Regions from separate parts of the Homo sapiens genome. Here region 2 is linked to region 1. Evidence: read pairs that join two places in POLR2A ChIA-PET (ENCODE). Cell type or tissue: OCI-LY7. All regions are shown on one strand. Each heading gives the region's core, and the rest is flanking DNA. Links, peaks and the distances in the headings are about the cores only.

The links. Peaks named below come from ENCODE experiments on the same cell type or tissue, not always from the same donor. Only the 100,000 strongest peaks of a DNase experiment are listed, where the experiment ranks them.
Region 2: POLR2A ChIA-PET joins it to region 1 with 5 read pairs; 4 of 35 experiments call an interaction of 5 or more read pairs at or near these places.

What each region holds. Positions count from the first base shown.
Region 1 is chr17:76,584,875-76,594,809 of GRCh38, reverse strand. It overlaps ST6GALNAC2 (ST6 N-acetylgalactosaminide alpha-2,6-sialyltransferase 2), which reads left to right and starts at 8,950. Exons shown (of 9, transcript NM_006456.3): 1 at 8,950-9,126. The coding sequence starts at 9,002. RefSeq lists enhancers at 7,283-7,963, 7,964-8,645 and silencers at 8,514-8,803, 8,854-9,193. In OCI-LY7, for the core only: no CTCF peak of the experiment used is centred there; a DNase peak (open chromatin) is centred at 4,846.
Region 2 is chr17:76,360,182-76,369,706 of GRCh38, reverse strand. No RefSeq gene overlaps it. Among named protein-coding and RNA genes, the nearest start is that of PRPSAP1, 11 kb to the right of the region's middle. RefSeq lists enhancers at 553-1,053, 1,054-1,554. In OCI-LY7, for the core only: CTCF peaks have their summits at 3,816 and 4,029; a DNase peak (open chromatin) is centred at 4,036.

The sequences.
Region 1 (9,935 bases), core at 2,621-7,620:
GGTATTGCCACGAAGATAGACTGACCCAAGGAAAGCAGTAGCGTCCAGACAAGATGAAGAAAACTAAGAGAATTGTCCCCAGAAGAACTGCCCTGAAAGAATAACTAAAGGAAGCTCTTCAAACAAGAAGGAAATGATAAAAGAAGAAAACATGGAACATGGGGAATAAAGAAAACAATGGAGCCGGGCACGGTGGCTCACGCCTGTAATCCCAGAACTTTAGGAGGCCAAGGCGGTGGATCACTTGAGGCCAAGAGTTTGAGACCAGCCTGGCCAACGTGGTGAAACCCCATCTCTACTAAAAATACAAAAATTATCCGGGTGTGGTGATGCGCACCTGTAATCCCAGCTACTCGGAAGGTTGAGGTGGGAGAATCGCTTGAACCCAGGAGGCAGAGGTTGCAGTGAGCTGAGATCATGCCACTGCACACCAGCCTGGGTGACAGAGTGAGACTCTGTCTCAAAAAACAAACAAACAAGAAACAAAAACAGAATGCTAAAAGCAAAATAATCCACAGGAAGGCAGGAGAAAAAGGTGATGGTGGGGCAGGTGGAGGGTGGAGGGAAGAAACAGCAAGCCAGGCAAAGAGGAATGCAGGAACAAGAATGGGGCGAGACAGCAACATGCACGTGTGGGGCCTACAAGACAGTAGGTGATGCTGTTGCAGAAAATATAACGCAGGAATCTTACTAGAGCAGCAGGCGAGGTCCAGCTCATTGGGAGCCCTGAATGAGAGGCATCAGAGCTTGGGCTTATTTTCTAGATGCTGGGCCTGAGGATAAAATTCAACTTGTGAATTCCCTGAGAGAATATTGTTTTTCAAAATTGGTAGTCCCCAGCTACTCTCCTGCTATTTCATCTATGCAGAGTCAGCCACTTTCAAATCTTCCAGCTGAGCCTTTGGCATTTACCTCCATACTTCGAAATTACATGTGTGCGTTGACAATTATGTTTTAGATTATCTACTGATGTCTCCCAGGGAAGATGAGGATCCGGCTCCCGGCCCTGCCCCACCCTCCCACACGTGCACATTTCCTTCGTGCGCATTTCCTACACGCATTTTTCCTCTGCTCTCACTCAACAACAATCAACACAGAAGACTTCTGTGACCAGATGTGTGCAGATCTCTCCCCACCAACAAGCAAGCAATCAATTCTGCAGCGGACACCAGCTGGGTGTCCTCTAATTCAGTTCACTTCTGAGACCATCTGCCTGGAGACAGCATCAGATCACGGGTTGAGGGCTCAGTCCCACAAGACTGCTCCCTCCCACTTCCAATTCCCATCACAACCCCCAGGGGTTGTATTACCTGTGCTACTGACTAACCAGCTATAAATTTGGGTTCCCATGACTCACTCCTCAAGTTCAATTAAATTGCTAGAGTGGCTCACAGAGGCAGGAAACACTTATGTTTACCAGTTTAATTGTAAAGGATATCACAATAGATACAGATGAAGAAATGCATAGGGCAAGGTATGGGGAAGGGACACGGAGCTTCCATGCCCTTCCTGGGCACCCTGCCCTCCTGGAACCTCCACATGCTCCGCTATCCAGAAGCTCCCCAAACTCTGTCTTCTTGGGCCTTCTATGAAGGCTTCATTGGATAGGCACGTTTGACGACCATGTAGAAATGAAATTAAACAAAAATGGTTTGGCCGGGCACAGTGGCTCACACCTGTAATCCCAGCACTTTGGGAGGCCAAGGCAGGTGGATCAACTGAGGTTGTGAGTTTGAGACCAGACTGGCCAACATGGTGAAACCCCATCTCTACTAAAAATACAAAAATAGCTGAGGGTGGTGGCGTGCACCTGTAATCCCAGCTACTTGGGAGGCTGGGGCAGTAGAGTCGCTTGAACCCAGGAAGTGGAGGTTGCAGTCAGCCAAGATCGCGCCACTGCACTCCAGCCTGGGCAACAAAAGGGAAACTCGGTCTCAAAAAAAAAATTAGTTTCTCATTTATGATAAAATAACATTTTTTTCAAAATGTTGACATTTTCAAGAAGTTAAAAAAAAAGTCTTCCCATTAATGAGTTTATAAAAAAAAATAAAAAAGAAACTTCTTAAACCCTGAAAAGCAGTAGGCTCTAATTTCGTGAATCTCAAGTGCTAATAATCCATTTTCTGACTGATCTAGAATATCCGGTTCATATTCAAATTTAAGCCATCAACTGTATTTTCTTTTTCCAAACTCGGTTTCTACTCAGCTTCAATTCAATGCATAAATTTGTCTTTTTATAAACTCTTGAAATACAACTGCAACAATTTTCATCATTGCTTTTTTTCATAAAATAATCAATCATCTAAAAATGGTTTTGATTGAAATGACAAAAACAGCCTCTGACACATAATTAGAACATCTAATACATTTTGATTAGGAACTTGCTCGACATTCATGCCAGTTTCAGATACTGAGAAATAAATTGATTTTAGTAAAAATATGTTTTTACAAAATGCTTACATGTGGTTGTTTTAGAACATAGAGTACTCGAAGTTTTGATCTCTTGGTTTTGCAAATCCGTAATCCATAGTTCATCTTATGTGAAAAGCATGTATATATACTTTTAAAGACTTTGATTGAAGTTAAGGATAACCTTATAGTTTTGAAATATCTAATGAAGCATATTTCAGCTAAAAAGAAAAATTTAGGTTTTTGTTAGGGAAAATTTCGAATATATACAAAAGTAGAGAGAATACTGTAATGCACCCTCATATCCCCATTATACAGCCCCAACAATGAGCCACACTCATAGCCAATTTGTTTCATCTGTGTCCCCATCCACTCTCCACTTCCGGCCCAGACTTGGTTATTTTTAAAGAATTCCATGTATCATATTCGTTTGTAAATATTCAGTATGTATTATTAACAATAAGGACACTTTTAAAAAATAACCACAATGCTACTATCACACATTTTCTTTCTTTCTTTTCTTTTGAGACGGAGTCTCATTCTGTCTCACAGGCTGGAGTGCAGTGGCGTGATCTTGGCTCACTGCAACTTCTGCCTCCTGGGTTCAAGCGATTCTCCCGTCTCAGCCTCCTGAGTAGCTGGGATTACAGGTGCCCGCCACCCACCCCAGACTAAATTTTGTATTTTTAGTAGAGACAGGGTTTTGCCATATTGGCCAGGCTGGTCTCAAACTCCTGACTTCAGGTGATCTGCCCGCCTTGGCCTCCCAAAGTGCTGGGATGACAGGTGTGAACCACTGCACCTGACCTCTTTCTTTTTAAAAATAGAGATGGAGTCTCACTAGGTTGCCCTGGCTGGTCTCAAACTCCTGGGCTCAAGATATCATCTTGCCTCAGCCTCCCAAAGTGCTGGATTACAGTGTGAGCCACCGCACCTAGCCACACATTTTAAAATTTAACAATTCCTTAGATTTATCAAACATCCAGATCAATTTTCCTGATTCAAAAAATAGAATTTTAAGATGACAAATCAATGAGGAAGTCAACATTAAATTAAAAACCATTGCGGCCGGGCGCGGTGGTTCACGCCTGTAATCCCAACACTTTGGGAGGCCGAGGCAAGTGGATCACTTGAAGTCAGGAGTTCGAGACCAGCCTGGCCAACACGGTGAAACCCTATCTCTACTAAAAATACAAAAATTAGCCGGGTGTGGTGGCAGGTGCCTGTAATCCCAGCTACTCTGGAGGCTGAGGCAGGAGAATCGTTTGAGCCCGGGAGGTGGAGGTTGCAGTGAGCTGAGATTGCGCCACTGCACTCCAGCCTGGGCAATACAGTGAGACTGTTTAAAAAAAAAATTGCAAAAGATGAACTGCCAGCATGAGGAACTCTATAGCCCCACTTTCTAGTGAAAGTGGACTCCAGCCTGGTCAACGTGGTGAAACCCTGTCTCTACTAAAAATACAAAAATTAGCCAGGTGTGGTGGCAGGTGCCTAGACACTTCTAAGTAAACAGAAAGTAAGAGGATTTATTGCTAGCAGACACACATTACAAGAAATACTAAAGGAATCTTCAGGCTGAAACAAGATTCAAATACACATGAGACAAAAAAAAAAAAAAACAACTCTGGTAAAGGAAATTCTGTAATTATAAAAAGTATAATTTTATAATTATATATTATATAATTGTATTTACATACAGTCATCCCTTATTATCCATGGGGGATTGGTTCCAGGACTGCCCGTATAACCAAACCAAATCCACACATACTCAAGTCCCATAGTTAGCCCTGAAAAACCCATGAGAAGTAGGCCCTCTGTGTCTGCAAGACCCTGTCTCTGCAAAAATTAAAACAAAAATAAATTAGATGGGTATAGTGGCACATGCCTATAGACCTGGCTACTTGGGAGGCTAAGGCAGGAGGATCGCTTGAGCCCAGGAGTTTAAGACTGCAGGAGCCAGCTGGGCACGGTGGCTCACGCCTGTAATCCCAGCACTTTGGGAGGCTGAGGCGGGCAAATCATGAGGTCAGGAGATCAAGACCATCCTGGCTAACATGGTGAAATCCCATCTCTACTAAAAATACAAAAACTTAGCTGGGCATGGTAGCACACGCCTGTGGTCCTAGCTACTTGGGAGGCTGAGGCAGGAGAATCAAGGCAGCTTGAACTCAGGAGGTGGAGGTTGCAGTGAGCCAAGATCATGCCACTGCACTCCAGCTTGGACAACAGAGTGAGACTCCGTCTCAAAAAAAAAGAAAAAGACTGCAGGAGCCATGATTTCACCACTGTACTACAGTCTGAACAACAAGAGTGAGACTCTGACTCAAAAAAAAAAAAAAAAAAAAAACAGTAAGAAAGAAAAAAAAACAGTAAGAAAGAAAGAAAAAAGTAACGCAGGTCTCCAGGGATGCCTTTATACACAGCTGAACAGGTTTGCAGCTGATAGAGATCTGGGCCTCAGATGGAGACTAATTCAGGAGTCACAAACAGAAAGCTGGTTGTTGAAACCATGAGAACAAAGAGTTGCAGGCTGGAATTACTGGGAGCTAAGTGTCAAATTCAGAGAGACAGATGCAGCAGAATTAGAACTGGAAAATGTGGACTCCCTTTGGAAGGATGATGGTTGCTAGTGACTTCAGTGGGTACAATTTCAATGGCATCGTAGGTAAGGAAGTCAGATGCAAAAAGAAGCAGAGACAGAATAGACTCTCTACCAAGAACTTGGATGAAAGAAAAAGAGAGTAGCTATGAAGGGGGCCAGCTCCATGGCGTTTTTTGTTTGTTTTGCTTTGCTTTGCTTTTTAGGATGAGCTATTTGGGGCATGTTCATAGGCTGTGATAAGGACCTTGCAGAGGGGGCAGGGAGGGCTGCTGAAGCAAGAGCTGAAGAATGGGAGGTCACAGTGAAGAGGCTGGCTCTCCCTGGAAGGAGGAGAGTCTGGAGCAATAAGGTGAGGGTGCATGGGCAGGATCATGCTGTGAGCAGAGGGACCAACTGACCTTTTGTTCCAGGCTCTTTTCAAGAACGTTGGTATAGGCCAGGTGCAGTGGCTCACGCCTGTAATCCCAGCACTTTGGGAGGCCGAGGCGGGCGGATCACGAGGTCAGGAGATCGAGTTCATCCTGGGTAACATGGTGAAACCCCATCTCTACTAAAAATACAAAAAATTAGCCAGATGTGGTGGCGGGCGCCTGTAGTCCCAGCTACTTGGGAGGCTGAGGCAGGAGAATGGCGTGAACCCGGGAGGTGGAGCTTGCAGTGAGCCGAGATCGTGCCACTGCACCCCAGCCTGGCGACAGAGCGAGACTCTGTCTAAAAAAGAAAAAAAAAAAAAAAGATTGTTGGTACAGCAGACTGCCTTGGAAGATAAAGATAGTGCCTCCCTCTGGAGCAGAGGGCAGATTTCCTCACTATCCAACGTAATAAAGATAATGTCTCCCTCTTGGACAAGAGCAGGTTTGCTTGCAGCCCATTATAAAAGATTCTGGTTTCCTTATCTCAGGGATTCTCAGCTGTGCTGCAAACCCATTGTGTGTGCAACACTCACCTGGGCCTCTCTGTATCACTCTCATGGGGCTTGAGGAGTAAAGAGAAGTGACACAAACATGATGCCTATGTTGCTTGCTGCACCATGAGTAATAAAGTCCTTTGTCTCTGATCCAGTAGTCTTGTGTCTTCTACCAGCATCCACAGAACTATGGCAGTTTCATTGGTTAGCTTGTAAGGAGAGCAAAATCTGCACAGTTCTTAACAAAAGATGACTTTGAACTTGGGGGCATGGGAAGTTGAAGGTCACTCCTGATGGGCTGCATTTTCTCACAGGTATGGCTGGGAAAAGAGGAGGCTTGAGGAAAGAAGTAAGTTCTAGAATCATTGTTGAGCAGGATAGAAGCTGGAGCTGAGCAAGGATAAGGAAATGGCTGATGTTGAGAGCCAGCTGAGGCCAAACTTGTGTTCCCAATTCACACTCTGGAATGAGCTACACCTGACCCCTGACCCCTGCAGCACTCAGCCAGGCCAGGGACAGGCAGCACAGGAGAGGCAGAGGCAAGAGTGAATCCAGGTCAGAGTTTTGCTGGGAAGAAAGCCAGGAACACAAGAGAATCTGGGTTACTGATGCAGGAGTAGCTCAGATTATAACCCAGGGAGTCCTGCCTAGATAGGAAAGAAAGCTGCTGAGAGAGGGTTGGCCCACTGGGAGAAAAGGGAAGGATGGAGACCCTGGAGGTCCTGTGAGGCTGAAGATGGGAGGAAGGAGAACTCCAGGTGGGTGGATAGGAGATCTTGGTGTGAGGGGAGTACTGCCATTTAAGGCATTGGAGGTGGACCTGGATTATTAACACAGATAGGGGGTTAACTCCCACACAGGAGGAGAGCACCCTCTCCCCAGCTCTTAAGACTGGAGTCCTGAGGCCTGGCGCAGTGGCTCGCACATGTAATCCCAGCAGTTTGGGAGGCCAAGGTGGGCAGATCACCTGAGGTCAGGAGTTTGAGACCAGCCTGGCCAACGTGGTAAAGCCCCCATCCCTACTAAAAATACAAAAAAAAAAAGCTGGGCATGGGGGTGCACTCCTGTAATCCCAGCTACTGGGGAGGCTGAGGCAGGAGAATCGCTTGAACCTGGGAGGTGGAAGTTGCAGTGAGCCGAGATCACGCCTCTGCACTCCAGCCTGGGTAACAGGCTGTTTCAAAAAAAAAAAAAAAAAAAAAGACTAGAGTCCCGGCAGGGAGAGGCTGGGCTGTGTGTGGGGGCCAAGTTTGTAGGTTTGTAAGTGGAAGTTGAATAAATTACTAATGAATGATTCTCCTTTTCTCCATGAAGTAGAGGGTAAGGCACTTACTGAGAGCAAGGGCTAGGAGGGATATTTATGGGCACAGAGAGAAGGTCTGAGGAAATGTGAGAAGCCAGTGATCAGGGGATAAGTAACATCTACAGGAATTTTGACAAGTAAACCCATAAAGATTGAAATGAAAGTCGTGACACCATAAATTCCAAGTAGTGCCCATCTGCGGGGTAGCAAGATGAGTCTGGCTCTGCTGAGCAGTCTTGGGGTGAAGGAAAGAACTGGCCCAATGTGAGTGACCTCCAGTGACCCTGACTTGGTAGGAGTACTGAGACTGGATGGACTGAATGGCCATTCCTGACCACAGGCCCAGGCCCTGGGAGGTTTTCGGGAAGCCTTGCAATCAGACAGGTACCTGTTGCTGCACCCAGACTTCCTCGGATACATGAAGAACAGATTAGAGCCAAAGGCCCGTGACACGGTAGCCTAGGTCCCTCTCATCCTTGCAGCCTGCTGACAGTTGGGAGTCTGGGGCATGTCACAGCCTGCCGCATGTCACAGCTTGCCGAACAGTGGCCACTGAAGCACACCCATCTCATCCATCACTCACTGCCAGGGAGTGTTCCACTTAGAGAGCACGGGTGCTGAGCTTCCCAGCCCTTTCTGATGCTGGAGCCTGCTAGACCAGGGGTCCCCAATCCCAAGCCTGGTCCGAGACCTGTTAGGAACAGGGCATCGCAGCAGGAGGTGAGTGGAGGGGGAAGGAGCATTACCGCCTGAGCTCCGCCTCCTTCAGATCAGCCTCGGCATTAGAGTCTCAAAGGAGTGCGAACCCTTTTGTGAAATGCGCATGCCAGGGATCTAGGTTGCGGGCTCCTTATGAGAGCATCTTAACTCATGCCTGATGATCTGAGGTGGAACAGTTTCATCCCCAACCCCCCCACCCCCACCCCCCTCCGTGGAAAAATTGTCTTCCAGGAAACCAGTCCCTGGTGCCAATAAGTTTGGGAACCCGTTGTGCTGAACATTTCAGGTGGTCTCTCTGACTGGCCTCGTTCTGTGAAAGGAACTCAATGCGATTGAGGGGACTGGCCACCCTGGATGGTTACCAAATAAGCGCTGACAGCCTTAGCTCCCCCACGAAACCCATCACGGCAAGCTCCCCACCTCACCCCCTTTTCCCCCCTCTACCGCCAGCCCAGAGACTGAGCTGTCGGGTTTTGCTCCTCCACCCTGCCCGCCCCCTCCCAGCTGTCCTGGCGTCCGCAGACTGACAGATCTGAGGGTCCTTTGGAGGGAGCCGGGCACATCTCCTCCCGGCCGCCGCCCACCCGCCACAGAGTCTAGAGGCCGAGTGCCGGGCCCGCAGAGGGCAGAGCGCAGCCAGCGCAGCAGGTGGCGGCGTCTACCCGCGCCTAGCTAGCCCCGGACGGCGCGAGGAAAGCGCCCTGCCCAACCCGAGACTGGCGGCCTCCCGGGGCTGGGCTCTGGAGAGAGCGCAGTGGCAGGAGTGGCCGCTGCCGAAGTCCCCCGGGCAGGGGGCAGGGCCAAAGGAGCGCGCGCTCTGGGCGCCGGGACGACACTCCAGCCCCGGGGGACCCGCCGCCCAGCTCCCGAGGGTGCGGCAGCCTCTGGCCACTCAGCCGGGGCCGAGAGGGAGCTGCCGGGCGGGCAGGCGCCGCAGGCACCCGGCGGGCAGGGCGGGGCAGGGCAAGACGGCCGCCTCCGCAAGTGCCACCCGGCCCACCCGGTTCTCTCCCTTCTGCCTGGGACGTCAGCGGACGGGGCGCTCGCGGGCCGGGGCTGTATGGGGCTCCCGCGCGGGTCGTTCTTCTGGCTGCTGCTCCTGCTCACGGCTGCCTGCTCGGGGCTCCTCTTTGCCCTGTACTTCTCGGCGGTGCAGCGGTACCCGGGGCCAGCGGCCGGAGCCAGGTAGGGGCTGCCGAGCGCAGAGCGGGAGGGCGCAGGGGCGACCAGGGCGCGGGGAGGGTCCCCAGCCCAGGGCTCCCCGGCGGCCCGCAGCCCTCAGCCCAACCTCCGCGTGGACCCCTCTGGGGCAGCTCTCAGCGAGGACTCGGCCGCGGCCCTTTGTCGCCAGAACCCTCTCCCAGCCTTGACCTCGCGCTGCCCGGACCCCGCGGCCTTTGCCTGGGTCCAAGGAAGACCTCGCCCCTGTGCACTGGCGACCCGCCCCGGTGCCCCTTGTTGGTGAAGTCCTCCCCGGCCTGATAAGTACACTTTCTATTGTCGAAATCTGGCTGGGTCCCCGAAGCAGATAAAAACTTCCTTTTTTGTCGGGAACTCTCCCTCGGTAACGTCAGATTCTGCTTTTTGGGCAGGGGCCCAAGTCTCCGGTTTCCAACTTCGCGGGGACCCTCCGTCGGGCCGCGGCCAGTCGCCTTTCCCGCCCGCTGCGGTCTCTGTCCGCCCCGCGCCCGCTCCCTTCTCCCCGGCTTCCGCTCGCCGTGTCTGGATAAGCCCAGTGCGGGCGCGATCCGCGAAGAGGCGGGCGCCCGAGGGAAAGAGGGGTGACTCCTGGCTCCATCCGCGTTCTCCTCCCCGCGCCGCGTCCTGCGCTCCACTCCCTCCTCCTCCCTAGGCACTTTCCTGGGTGTCCCACGAGGAGAACCTGGGAGCCGGCCTCTAGCAGGTGGTGGTTCCGGTGACTGAAGAAGCCGCAAAACGATTTCGCTTAGCTTAAGAAAGGCGGACCAAGCCGTGCGAAGTCTGGGTTTGGGAGG
Region 2 (9,525 bases), core at 1,859-6,858, 220 kb after region 1:
CAGGGACAGGAGTTAGAATCCCCACCGCCTTTTGAAGAGCAGTTCATGCTGTGTCGCCCAGGCTAGAGTGCAGTGGCGCAGTCTTAGTTCACCGTAACCTCTAACTCCTGGGGCTAAAGCAATCTTCCTGCCTCACTTCCCAAGCAGTTGGGACTACAGGCATGCAGCACCACCACCGGCTCACTTCCCTCTCAATACAAGCGGCTAACGTTTATCCAGCTCTTGTTTTGTGCCGGCCCCGGGCTAAGCGATGCACATATGTAGCCAGTTTCATGAAGGACACATGTCCTGTTAAAGTGAACATTAACAAAAGGTTTAATTTTCTCTGATAAACACCACCAGCTCTGTTTGTTCGAAATCTCCATTTCCACTGAGCATAAGATTCCCCACGAGGGCACTCAGTATGATTCCACATTTTTCTAGCCATGTTTTGCTATTAAGACAGCCTAGTGCCGGGCGCAGTGGCTCACGCCTGTAATTCCAGCACTTTGGGAAGCCAAGGTGGGCAGATCACTTGAGGTCAGGAGTTCGAGACCAGCCTGGCCAACATGGTGAAACCCCATCACTACTCAAAATACAAAAATTAGCACAGGGTGTGGAGGTGCATACCTGTAATCCCAGCTACTCAGGAGGCTGAAGCATGAGAATCGCTTGAACCAGAGAGATGGAGGTTGCAGTGAGCCAAGATCGCACCACTGCACTCTAGCCTGAGCGACAGAGTGAGACTGTCTCAAAAAAAAAAAAAAAAATGAAAAAAAAAGTCAATCCTGCCTCAAAAGACCCTCATCCCTTCCCAGCACAGGCGCCAACACTGGGGTGAAGACACGGCACGTCTCTTCCCCCACCGCCCCATCCCTGTGCTGATTCTGTGAGGCTGCGGCAGGAAGGAGAGAAATTGAAAGCAGATGTGATTCCCGCAGGGCCTGATGGGTGGTGGCGCTGCTTTCCCCTTGCTGGGGGCTTTGTTGCAGAGACCAGGCTTTCTCAAGCTCAGCACTGTTGATGTTTGGGGCTGGCTCATTCTCTGCGGCAGGGGCCTGTCAGTGCACTGTTCCTCAGCGTCCCTGGCTTCTGCTCACCAGATGCCAGTAGCAGCCCCCAAGTTGTGACAACCAAAAATGTCTCCGGACCTTGCCAAATGCCCCTGCGGGACACACTTGCCACTGACTGAGAACCAGGGCTCTACTGATTTGGTGTGGCCAAGGGACAGCTGCTCAGGCCTGCTGATGAGAGGCGGTCTCCTAAGCGGCTCCCCTGGGTGACACGTTCTGCTGACTCCAGGAGGTGGCCTCATGCCATATTGCTCTGAGAGGGTACCCCCACTCCCAGTCCCGTAATCCGCAGGACTGGGATTCCCATACTCTGGACTCGACCATACTCTAGACTTGACTCTGGGCCCTTAGGTTCAGCATCCATCTTCTGAAGGGGACCAGGTGCGGTGGCTCACGCCTGTAATCCCAGCACTTTGGGAGGCCGAGATGGGCAGATCATTTGAGGTCAGGAGTTCAAGACCAGCCTGACCAACATGGTGAAAACCTGTCTCTACTAAAAATACAAAAATTAGCCACGTGTCGTGGCCCACACCTGTAATCCCAGCTACTTAGGAGGCTGAGGCAGGAGAATCATTTGAACCTGGGAGGTACAGTGCGGGGGTGGGGGGAGTCCGTCCCGCAGATCCTGACCCAACGACGGATGAATAACTTACACTGACACAGATATTCTGCTTGTCAGTCCAGCTAAGGGTCTGGGCCCCTCACAGACACCAAGGAAGGTGCTGTAAAGAATAGCAGCCATGGCCTCGACTGGCTGGCCCTGCTGGCATTTGTTCAGCACACATTAAATGACAAACGTCTCAAGTAAACACCACTAGAAGGTAATTACCATTGCTCACCCCCCAGGTAGACAGCAATCTTGCACCCATGGATGGTCAAAGGTTAGTCTTAGGACCACGTGGGTAAACAAGCTATTTAGATAGACTCCTCTACATTCCTGTGTTAATTACCCTTGCTATAACTCAAAGAGGATTAGGCTGCCTTCAGCCATAACTCTATTTTGAGGCTTTTGCAAAAACCTTCAGGCCTTCCAAGAAAGTTTGTGTTTATTTTACAATTTCTCCCACCATCCTGACTGAACCCCTCCAGTGGAGGTTGCAGTGAGCCGAGATTGTGCCACTGCACTCCAGCCTGAGCTACAGAGCGAGACTGGTCTCAAAAAACAAACAAACAAACAAAAACGTCTCCTGAAGGGATGGGTGGTCCCAGCCCTCAGTGCTTTCCAAACCTCAGGAGCCCCAGGGCAGAGCAGCCAATGCACAGCCAAGACAGCCAGCAGGAACACAGGTGTGCTTCCCTGCCCTCCCACACACTTGACAGACAGTGATTCCACTGTGTCCCCAACCCCTACAACCTCCATCTGGTTTCAAGAGAAACCAGTCAAGTCCTCTCAAAAGAGTGAGGCTTGGCCGGGCACGGTGGCTAACGCCTGTAATCCCAGCACTTTGGGAGGCCGAGGCAGACAGATCACTTGAGATCAGGAGTTGGAGACCAGCCTGACCAACATGGTGAAACCCCGTCTCTACGAAAAATACAAAAATTAGTTGGGTGTCGTGGCAGGCACCTGTAATCCCAGCTGTTCAGGAGGCTAAGGCAGGAGAATCACTTGAACCCGGGAGGCGGAGGTTGCAGTGAGTCGAGATCGCGCCATTGCACCCCAGCCTGGGTGACAGACCGAGACTCTGTCTCAAAAGAAAAAAAAAAAAGAGTGAGGCTTGCTCAGGCATGGCTCACACTTGTAATCCTAGTACTTTGGGAAGCCGAGGCAGGCAGATCACCTGAGGTCAGGTGAGAGAGAGAAAGAGAAAAATGAGGGGCTGGGCGGGGTGGCTCACGTCTGTAATCCCAGCACTTTGGGAGGTCAAGGTGGGTGGATCACCTGAGGTCAGAAGTTCGAGACCAGCCTGACCAACATGGTGAAACCCCGTCTCTACTAAAAATACAAATATTAGCCAGGTGTGGTGGCAGGCGCCTATAATCCCAGCTACCCGGGAGGATGAGCAGGAGAATCACTTGAACCTGGGGGTTGGAGGTTGCAGTGAGCTGAGATCACGCCACTTCTTTCCAGCCTGGGCGAAAGAGCGAAACTCCATCTCAAAAAAAAAAAAGATTGAGGCCTTTTCTCACAGACACCAGCTCTCCCCAAAAGGTGGCCCCTTCCCTCACTTCTCTCCCTCTTTCTTTCAGGGCAGGTGCAATGACATTTGACACCAACTACCTGGGGTTGGGCCTCAGGTGATGCCTTCCTCCACAGGACAGCCCTCACTTCAGACACCAGCTGCAAGTTCAGGGTCCTCACTTTTGACCAGATGGCCTCAAATTCAGGGGTTCCCACCACCCCCTCAGATTCCTAATTCACTAGAATGACTCACAGCACTCAGGTAAATGCTGAAGTTTCATTTACAGTTTTATTACAGCAAAAGAACACGAATCAGAACCAGCCACAGCCAGAAGCACTGCGTCCGGGCTGGGTGGGTCCCCGGTGCAAAGCGCTGTTATCCTCAGGGACACCTTAACCCTCCTGGTACCTCCATCTGTGACAATAGACAGAGCATCACTAACCAGGGAAGCTCACCCGAGCCTCTGTGTAGAGTTGTCCTTGGGGTTTTATATGCAGGCATGATGGAGGAATCATACACCACACACTAAACTCAAGCTCCAGCCCCTCCGTCCCCGGAAGTCAGGCTGATAACAAGTGGCTCAAAGACCCAACCTTCTAATTTTGTTTTCTTTTTCTTTCTGCTTTTTTTTTTTTTTTTTTTTTTGAGACAGGTTCTTGCTGTGTTGTTCAGGCTGGAGTGCAGTGGTGTGATCACGGCTCACTGCAGCCTCAAACTCCTGGGCTCAAATGATCCTCCCTTATGGTCCCTCTTATGGGACCGTAAGCATGCACCAACACACCCAGCTAATTTTTAAATTTTTTTGTTTGTTTGTTTGTTTTGAGACAAGGGCTCCCTCTGTCGCCCAGGCTGGAGTGCAGTGGAAGGATCATAGCTCACTGTAGCCTCAATCACCTTCCATCACCCAGGCTCCAGAGCCACAGCCTTCTAATCTCACGGTTGGTCTTCCTGGACCTAGAGTCATTTGCATAAATGATCGGGTGTCCTCCGAGGCCCGATCGTGAGTAACACAGACACTACTATCACTCAGGAAATTCTGAGGATTTACAGGTTACCTCCCAGGAACCAGGAACAAAAGCCAGTGGAATTCTCAATTCCACACAGGGTTGACAGCGTCAGTGTCGAGAGGCATCTCCCAGCCAGCCCCCTCAGTGGGTGGTTCCCTGAACCAAGAATTGGGGGTGCATTTTATTCTCAGCGGTGGGCTCTCCTAATTCCAGGAAAACGTGGAGGATCACACAGGGCACCTCACTCCTCCTTGTCATCCACTCTCCATCTCATTTAGCTCTCACAGCAACCTCCAGGCAGGGTCAGGCATGAGCCACTGTACCCAGCCTTTTTTTTTTTTTTTTTTTGAGACAGAGTCTCTCTCTGTTTCCCCGGCTGGAGTAAAGTGGTGCGATCTCTGCAACCTCCACATCCTGGGTTCAAGCAATTCTCCTGCCTCAGCCTCCCAAGTAGCTGGAATTACAGGCTCGCGCCACCACACCCAGCTAATTTTTTGTATTTTTAGTAGAGATGGAGTTTCGCCATGTTGCCCAGGCTGGTCTCAAACTTCTGACCTCGAGTGATCCGCCCGCCTCGGCCAGCCAAAGTGCTGGGATTACAGGCATGAGCCACTGTGCCCGGCCTAAGGCTTGATTTATACATTTTAGGAAGACAGAAGTTACAGGAAAAGACATAAATGGACAGAGGTAAGGTATACATTGGCTCAGCCCAGAAAGGTGGGACATCTTGAAGTGGGGGTGGTTTCCAGGTCATAGGTAGATTTCAACATTTGCTGATTGGCAATTTGTTGAAAATGGTAAGCTCTGCCTGAAGAGCTGAAATCAGCTTGAGTTATGGTAAGTGGTGGGTGGTTGTGGAAGCCAAAGTTCTTGTCTTGTAGATGACGCCTTCAGGTAGCAGGCTTCTGAGAGAAGAGATGTGAATGTCACAGGTGCCAGTCTCTCCAGAGAGACCTGAGAAGGGAAGGGGATTCTCTACAGAATGCAGATTTCCCCCATAAAAGAAAGCTTTGGAGGGCCATTTCAAAATATGTCAAAAAAATGTATTTTGGGAGACCAGGCGCGGTGGCTCATGCCTGTAATCCCAACACTTTGGGAGGCCAAGGTGGCTGGTGGATCACCTGAGGTCAAGAGTTCAAGACCAGCCTGGCCACCATGGTGAAACCCCATCTACTAAAAATACAAAAATTAGCTGGGCATGGTGGCAGGCACCTGTAATCCCACTACTCGGGAGGCTGAGGCAGGAGGCCAAGGTTGCAGTGAGCCAAGATGGCACCATTGCACTCCAGTCTAGACAAGAGCGAAACTCCATCTCAAAATTTAAAAAAAGAAATATACTTTGGGGAAAATCCTTTTGTTACTGGTGGAGGGTGTCCAGGTTTTTGGTGTCTTAAATAATTGTACAAAATTCACAAACAAACAAAGGAAAGAATGAAGCAACAAAAGCAGAGACTTATTGAAAACAAAAGTACAGGCCGGGCGCGGTGGCTCACGCCTGTAATCCCTGCAGCATTTTGGGAGGCCAAGGCAGGCGGATTACTTGGGGCCAGGAGTTCGAGACCAGCCTGGCCAACATGGTGAAACCCCGACTCTACTAAAAATACAAAAATTAGGCCAGGCGCGGTAGCTCATGCCTGTAATCCCAGCACTTTGGGAGGCCAAGGCAGGCGGATCACGAGATCAGGAGTTCAAAACCAGCCTGGCCAATATGGTGAAACCCCCATCTTTACTAAAAATACAAAAATTAGCTGGGCGTGGTGGTGCGTGCCTGTAATTCCAGCTACTCAGGAGGCTGAGGCAGAAGAATCGCTTGAACCCAAGAGGCGGGGTTTGCAGTGAGCTGAGATCGTGCAGCTGCACTCCACCCTGGGCAACAGAGGAAGACTCTGTCTCAGAAACAAAACAAAACAAAAATTATCTGGGCGTGGTGGCGATGCCTATAATCCCAGCTACTCAGGAGGCTGAGACATGAGAATTTCTTGAACCTGAGATCGTGTCACTGCATTCCAACTTGGGTGACAGGGCAAGACTCTGTCTCAAAAAAAAAAGAAAAAACAAAACAAAAGTACACTCCACAGGGTGAGAGCAGCCTGAGCATAGGGGCTAATTTTTGGGGGTTTAAATACCCTCTAGAAGTTTCCATTGGTTACTTGGTGTACGCCCTATGTAAATGAAGGGATGAAGTAAAGTTACAAAGTCATTCACTCGGTGTACGCCCTATGTAAATGGAGAGGATATTTCCTGTCATAGTTGAAGTGTTTCCATTTGATTCAGTTCTAGGAAGTCCTTAGAGTCCCTGCTTCCAGATCCTATTCTCCTGTCTCACTTTGATTGCCTTTTTTTTTTTTTTTTTTTTAAGAGACAGGGTCTCACAGCTCACTGCATCCTCAACCTCCTGGGCTCAAGGGATCCTCCCACCTCAGCTTCCCAATTAGCTGGGAATACAGACATGAACCACCATGCCCAGCTAACTTTTGTGTTTTTTGTAGAGATAGGGTTTCACCATGTTGCCCAGGCTGGTCTTGAATTCTAGGCTCAAGCCATCCGCCCGCCTTGGCCTCCCAAAGTGCTGGGATTACAGGCGTGAGCCACCACGCCCAGCCTTATTTTTTTTACTATTTTATTTTTTGAGACAGGGTTTTGCTCTTGTTGCCCAGGCTGGAGTACAGTGGCGCCATCTCAGCTCGCTGCAACCTCTGCCTCCCAGCTTCAAGCAATTCTCCTGCCTCAGCCTCCTGAGTAGCTGGAATTGCAGGCATCTGCCACCATGCCCAGCTAGTTTTTTGTATTTTTAGTAGAGATGGGTTTCACCATGTTGGCCAGGCTGGTCTCAAACTCCTGACCTCAGGTGATCCTCCCGCCTTGGCCTCCCAAGGGAGGCTGGGATTATAAATGTGAGCCTCCATGGCCGGCCCATAGCTGCCTTTGGACATTTGCATTGTTTGGGGGTTTTTAGCTCTCATAGACCTGGACCCTCTTGAACTGACAAATTTGGCACAGTTGAGCCAAGAACCTTGTGACTTCCTGAATCATTTGCCTCCTGAGTTGTTATAATGTCTCCTTAGTGTTTGCCTCCTGCCTTCTCAGCCCCTACAGCCCTGGCCTTTTTCCTTGCTCCGTTTCTGTCTCTTCCACCCCATCTTGCCAGTGCAGCTATGAATCCGGCCATAGGGGCAAGGAAGCATGTCATTTGGCAGGAGCTTCTGCGGTGCACAGAGAGAAGGCACTAGAAGCCCCTTGAGGGTTTCCACTTGAACCAAAGTCTTCAATGATGTTCGGGCATTTCAGACCCCCTCAAATGCCTCCAAAGACTCCCACCAAGAGCTACTGAAACCGAGGCATAGGTGAGGTCGAGGACTCAGTGCCTTGTGATTCCATTTCAGATTTTCCAGAGACCAGCCCAGCAGCTGCTGCCTACCACTGTCCTTGCTGAAGCTGGGAAGGGTCACTCCTAGCAGGCTTGGCTCTGTCTGCCTGTATTTTGCTCCTGCCCCCAGCATGGTTTCTGGTACCCTATAGAGAGAATCAGCTTAGAGATCCAAGTTGGTATTATTTTTAGAAATAAAGATCACTCAGTCCCAGCTTGCTGAGGCTTGTTTGGAGAATGAAAACAGGGAAAGGCCTCATATTTTTCCAAAGTTCAAGTTGGAGTGGCGCAACGTGGATGCAAAACTTCTGAATTATTGCCTGAAATGTTCTTTATCCTTGCAAAGACTGACCTTGTCTTCCAATTAGTTCCTCCCTTGGGGACAGGGCTGAGCAATCCTAAACACACCCCTCTTTGTCTTGTCCTGTTTGTTCCTGGACAATATTTCATGCCAAATCTCTACTTATGCCACCCTTTGTCTTCTAGTTTCTAGTACAGAGGAGATCTTTCTATAATTCATGCCGAAACTGGCCCGGTTAACAAGCAGCTCATTTTTTAAAACTTGAAAACTGAAATAGGGTTGTAGATGCAAAATGTCATTTTGTGGAGGCACAGCTGTCTTCGTTCTGGCAGGAGGTATCCAGCTGGTCTGGAACCTCAAGAGTCAGTCTGGTCTTATAAAGAGAAACGGTAAAAAAAACAAAACTGGTCAAGTGAAGTCTCACTTCAAACGTCAAAAAAGACATGTTAAGGCCGGGCGCGGTGGCTCACGCCTGTAATCCCAGCACTTTGGGAGGCCGAGGCGGGCGGATCACAAGGTCAGGAGTTCAAGACCACCCTGGCCAATATGGTTGAAACCCCATCTCTACTAAAAATACAAAAATTACCCAGGCGTGGTGGCGCATGCCTGTAATCCCAGCTACTTGGGAGGCTGAGGCAGGATAATTGCTTGAACCCAGGAGGCGGAGGTTGTGGTGAGCCGAGATTGTGCCGTTGCACTCCAGCCTGGGTGACAAGAGCAAAACTTCATTTCAAAAAAAGAAAAAATCAGCCGGGCGCGGTGGCTCATGCCTGTAATCCCAGCACTTTGGGAGGCCGAGGAGGGCGGATCACAAGGTCAGGAGATCGAGACCATCCTGGCTAACACGGTGAAACCCCGTCTCTACTAAAAATACAAAAAATTAGCCAGGCGTGGTGGCGGGCGCCTGTCGTCCCAGCTACTCAGGAGGCTGAGGCAGGAGAATGGCGTGAACCCGGGAGGCGGAACTTGCAGTGAGCCGAGATTGTGCCACTGCACTCCAGCCTGGGTGACAGAGCAAGACTCAGTCTCAAAAAAAAAAGAAAGAAAGAAAGAAAAAAATCCCTGACCCATCAGTAAAAATGAAGACTCTGTGGAAGTTGTCAGAAGCAAAATTGAGTCACTTGTGTTAAAACAAAACAAAAAGCTCTGACAAATAGAGCTGGGAAAGGCTATAAAGAGAAGGTTCTTATGCATAAATGCCAGATAACAAAAACTATCACGGAAGACTCAGCAAAAATCACAACCTTGCACAAAGGCCACTGAAACCTTACACAAAAAATACTTCTGCGAGGGCATCTGCCCAGCAACTGCCTGTACAACCTGGCACTGGGTCACACTTGTTGTTGATCCTTGTAGCCAAGGAAAATTATCCCAAAACAATTGTGTAATCCCCCTCAATCTTCCTCTAAAAACGTTCGTCCTCCTTTACCTAGTTGGATACACACATAGTTTACTATGGCACACATATTCCCATTGTCATGCCCGATCCCAAATAAACGTTGCTTTATTTCAGAGAGTCTCTCTCTCTTTTTTGTTTTGAGACAGAGTCTCACTCTGTTGCCCAGGCTGGAGTGCAATGGGGCGATCTCGGCTCACTGCAACCTCAGCCTCCCGGATTCAAGCGATTCTCCTGCCCTAGCCTCACTAGCAGCTGCGAATATAGGCGGATGCCACAACA